Linked DNA regions of Homo sapiens: region 1 is linked to region 2. Evidence: chromatin loops called from intact Hi-C (ENCODE). Cell type or tissue: OCI-LY7. All regions are shown on one strand.

Evidence for each region. A loop is a pair of places that touch in the nucleus more often than their neighbours do. Peaks named below come from ENCODE experiments on the same cell type or tissue, not always from the same donor. Only the 100,000 strongest peaks of a DNase experiment are listed, where the experiment ranks them.
Region 1: a loop joins it to region 2, with 2.8 times the contacts of the local background. A loop is called at or near these places in 2 of 110 quality-filtered maps.

What each region holds. Positions count from the first base shown.
Region 1 is chr18:26,184,262-26,186,761 of GRCh38, reverse strand. All of the region lies in intron 6 of PSMA8 (proteasome 20S subunit alpha 8), which reads right to left. Among named protein-coding and RNA genes, the nearest start is that of TAF4B, 41 kb to the left of the region's middle. In OCI-LY7, CTCF peaks have their summits at 1,084 and 1,285; a DNase peak (open chromatin) is centred at 1,343; H3K27ac peaks cover 198 bases.
Region 2 is chr18:26,467,847-26,470,346 of GRCh38, reverse strand. All of the region lies in intron 3 of KCTD1 (potassium channel tetramerization domain containing 1), which reads left to right. Among named protein-coding and RNA genes, the nearest start is that of LINC01543, 46 kb to the right of the region's middle. RefSeq lists an enhancer at 1,206-1,265. In OCI-LY7, CTCF peaks have their summits at 1,089 and 1,288; DNase peaks (open chromatin) are centred at 186 and 1,306; H3K4me3 peaks cover 1,288 bases; H3K27ac peaks cover 1,307 bases.

The DNA.
Region 1 (2,500 bases), 280 kb after region 2:
TATCTAATCCAGCATAATGCCAGAAACTGAAGTTGTAGAAGTCTACTTATATACCTTAAGTCAAGCTATTTCCTGTCAAAGTGTTAAAATTTCAGCACATAGTCAGTGATTTAAGAAGTACATATGTAAAATTAAGAGATTTTATGTTTTTCATATTTAGTAAATACTATTTACTTCTTAGTAACTTAGATACAACTGGAATTGCCAAGGATAGGTCAGAGAATAACTAGAAAACCAGTCCACCTCTAAAATCAGCTTAAGAATAAGGGGTAGAGGCATCAAATAATAAAGGTTTACACTACTCAGTAAATTTCTTATATCTTATGTGTTTTTCTAATTTAATAATACAGTACTCATCATAACCATATGTGGAAAGGCTATTAATCCACAGATAAGAAAACAGAAACAGAGAAGTAATTTGTTTACACTGGGAAATGGTAGAGCTGGAATTTGAACTAGGGTAGCTCTAGAGCCTCACTTTGCGTTTTTTTTTTTTTTTTTTTTTTTTTTTTTGAGACAGAGTCTCCCTGTGTTGCCCAGGCTAGAGTGCAGTGGCGTGATCTCAGCTCACTGCAACCTCTGCCTCCCAGGTTCAAGTGATTCTCCTGCCTCAGCCTCCCAAGTAGCTGGGACTACAGGTGCCCTCCAACACACCCAGCTAATTTTTTTTTGTGTGTGTATTTTTAGTAGAGACGGGGTTTCACTATGTTGGCCAGGCTGATCTTGAACTCCTGACCTCGTGATCCACCCACTCGGTCTCCCAAAGGGCTGGGATTACAGGCATGAGCCACCATGCCCATCCAGAGCTCCATTTTTGATCACTTCACTGAACTGTATCCCACACAAAGATTTATCAAAATTGAGAATGCAATAGGATTTGTAATATTTTCATGTGGAGTCCATTAAAAATGAAAACAAATAAGTTATTCAAGATCCACAAATTAAAACTCTGTAAAGAAACAAAATTGAAACTATTTCTATATACATTGAAATTTGGCAAAACTGGTTTAAAACCAGACGCAAGTCTATTTTAAAATAATTTTCAATTAAGCAATTTCAGACTCTGAAGACATTTGAAAAACTTCCTAGAGAATACATTATGGTTGATTCCCCAAACATCCATTCTATATCAGTGCTTAACATTAGCCAACCAGCAAACAGAATCTTCTAGAGACTGTTCTAAGGATGTCTTCAGTCTTCCAATCAGATTGAAGGGAAGGACTTACATTCCAGAGTTAGGGAAGTTCTCCCTCTCCTATAAAAGGTTAACAGGAAAATAAATCATTCTGATTGCCTCTGGTGGTCATGAGAGGAATCAACCTTACTAGAACACACTAACTTTAGGATGAAGCCAATATTCAAAGTTGCAGAGTGGAGGGACAGGAAAAATCTAGATACATGAGAACATCGTTGTGTTGTTAAACACACTGTGTCTGGAGCAGGTTTATACTTTCATCTGTGAGAAAAAACGATTTCTTGTTCTTTAAGTCACTATGAGTTGGAGTTTTTTTGTTTTAACTTATAGACAAAAGCATTTGTTCTAACACATTAACCTCTGCTTAATTTCTCCTCAGGTCAATGGGAACTAATTTTTTTCCAAGGAGAATTTTCATTTTCAGTAGAAACAATTTTCAAATGTCTGCCAAAAACAACTTTTTTTTTTTTTTTTTTTTTGAGATGGAGTTTCGCTCTTGTTGCCCAGGCTGGAGTGCAATGGCATTATCTTGGCTCACTGTAACCTCTGTCTCCCGGTTCAAGCGATTCTCCTGCCTCAGCCCCCTGAATAGCTGAAATTACAGGCGCCAGCCACCACCCCTGGCTAATTTTTTGTATTTTTAGTAGAGATAGGGTTTTACCATGATGGCTAGGCTGGTCTCAAACTCCTAACCTCAGGTGATCCACCCGCCTTGGCCTCCCAAAGTACTGGGATTACATGCATGAGCCACTGTGCCCGGCTGCCAAAAACAACTTTTTTTTTTTTTTTTTTTGAGACAGAGTCTTGCTCTATCGCCTATGCTGGAGTGCAGTGGCGCTATCTCGACACATCGCAACCTTTGCTTCCTGAGTTCAAGTGATTCTCCTGCCTCAGCCTCCTGAGTAGCTGGGATTACAGGCACATGCCACCATGCCCGGCTAATTTTTTATATTTTTAGTGGAGATGGGGTTTCACTATGTTGGTCAGGCTGGTCTCGAACCCCTGACCTCAGGTGATCCACCCGCCTCAGCCTCCCAAAGTGCTGAGATTGCAAGCGTGAGCCACCGCGCCCGGCCAAAAACAACTTCTAATAGATCTTCAAAAACCAGGTGAGAAGGAATAGAGGAAGGAGAAAGAGTGCTTAGTATTACTACTGACAAACTCACTTCTCCTCATATTTTGGTGGCCTAAGATTACAGTGAAAGGTAAATTTTTTGTTTATAGTTGTAGAAAATGACAAGCTTTACATAACATTCTTTACGTTCTTTTTAAATTTTTCATCTAAGGTAAAAAGATACAGCTGCT
Region 2 (2,500 bases):
TTCCCTTTGTGGCTCATTGGCCAGAACGGAGCCTCTCCTTGGTGGCTGAGAAAGGGATTTTTTTTTCTTCGCTTATTTTTAGCCTCTGTAGTAAGAGAAATAGGCAAGGGAAAGAGGTTGAAATAGCTGTTGGGGAAGCTAGCCAGCAGCATCTGTCCCACATGCTCAGCACCTGCCACATATTAAGCATGTAAATATTTGTGGCGTGAGTGAATGAACGCATGGATGGGTAAATAGATGAATGGAGTGAGGCTAACATGCAAACTAGGCTCTTGTTCCCACCAGTTCATCTGAAACCTGCTGATCTACTTTCTGATGTTTGGACTCTGGATATTTTGTGTATATATCTTCACTTCCTTGCTGCATTATAAGGTTCTTGCAGGCAGGGCCTTTTTGTTTGTTTGTTGTTTGTTTGTTTGTTTTTTTGAGATGGGCAGTGGCACGATCTTGGCTTACTGCAACCTCTGCCTCACAGGTTCAAGCGATTCTCCAGGCAGGGACATTTTTATGTTTTTCCAGAGGACATTGTGTGTTGGGCACATAATCAATGCTTAGTATTAATTCACTGAAATACAGCAGAAAAGGGTTAAAAGAGATGCAGGAAGCCACAATCTAAATATGAATAGGCAATGCACTTCCTTTCAAAATTATATAGGACTAAGTAGAAAATACAAAACGTGTATATAATATCATCATTGTATGCTGCTTATCAGAATAATATTAATTTATAATTCCCATTATTGAAAAGGATGCAGGCTGCAGGGAATCACAAAAGAATATATTGGGAATTACAGTTAGAAATGATAGTAGCCATTCATTTTTAGTTGCAGTATGTTCCAGAAACTGAGCCAGGTATTTTAGGCACGCACTTTGGTTTAACTAAACCTCAGCACATAAACCTACATAGCAGGCATTATTTTTCCTCCAAGAGCATTCAGGTTAGGTGCTGGGGAGGGAAAAACTTCCACACGGAGTTCAACTGTGGCCAGTTTGCTTAAGGACTCACCCACCCACCTGCCTAGGATTAGCACAGCTGCTTCTCTGCACCTTTTGCGTGCTCCCTGAGGATTCCAGAGCTCTTAAAGACCTGCTATTTATCAATTCTAAGTACCAAACACACCCTTTAATTGGCTAAGGATTTAGCTGTAACCCACGCTTGAGGGAAAAAAAAAAAAACAAAAGCATGTCAAATGAAACTCACATATCCCAGGGCCTTAAAACATTTCCCACAGAACCTCTGGTGACAGGCTGTAAATTACAGTACAGGGTGTTCTGGGACCTGGGAGGGGCAGCAGAAGCTGAAGGGGTCCTTCCGCTCTGGTGGCTGGTGATGGAATTGCATCAGCAGGAGCAGTGCAGTTTACAGGAGTCACAAATACAGGTACACATAGGAGCTTTCAGTCTGCACGTCCTGAACAGTACTATTGGTGCTTTCTTCCTCGTCAGAGTTTTCTCTTGAACCTGGGAGGGACATGGCTTTTGGGGTTTTTTGGTTTCTTTGAGACAAAGTCTTGCTCTGTCGCCCAGGCTGGAGTGCAGCGGCACGATCTCGGCTCACTGCAACCTCCGCCTCCCGGGTTCAAGCAGTTCTCTTTCCTCAGCCTCCCAAGTAGCTGGACTACAGGCACACGCCACCACACGCCACCACGCCACAGGCACACTAATTTTTATATTTTTAGTACAGATGGGGTTTCACCATGTTGGCCAGGCTGGTCTCAAACTCCTGACCTCAAATGATCCGCCCACCTCAGCATCCCAAAGTGTTGGGATTATAGGTGTGAGCCACCGCGCCCGGCCAGGACATGGTTTTTTGCATGAGGAGAGAATCTCTTTCACTAAGTTTGTTAGGGAGAATGTTTATTGATTACCTGCTTCTTTCCCTAGCCATTTAATACTGGGTGAACAAGTGCATTCAATCCTGAAGTCACAAGATCCTCCACCCCTAAAATCTCATTCCGCAAATGTGCTGTCCGAGCCGGATACCCATTTCATCTTTGAGATAATTTCATATTTCAGAACACCATTTAAGTGGCAGTTGCTCCTGTCCTGGCTTCCATGGAAAGCTGTTGAGATCTGTTCTCTGCATAAGTGATTGCAGAACTTTTCTGCAGTGTTTTATTATGGATATGACTGTCCCTCTTCCCTTAATTTTCCCCTCCCTCCAATTTTACTGATTTGCTCATTGTTGTTTTATGCCCTGCACATGAGCGTGTACGCATGCATAGGCACACACACACACGTGGTTGCAACTCTCAGCACACCAAGAGTCTAGAGCTTCGGCCCCATTTTTTATGGAGAACCACACAATTCTCTCTTTCTCTCTCTCTCTCTCTCTGTAGCCTTTTATCTTTAACATCATCTTTGGTAAGTGGCCCCCATGTTGCTCACATCTTTCATGGTCTGTCTGTATGTCCACCATTCCTAGACATAGACAAACTTGCTGGCAGGCAGCTCCCAACTTACCTAGCCCTGGATATGTTCAAAAGTCTATTGGGTATTT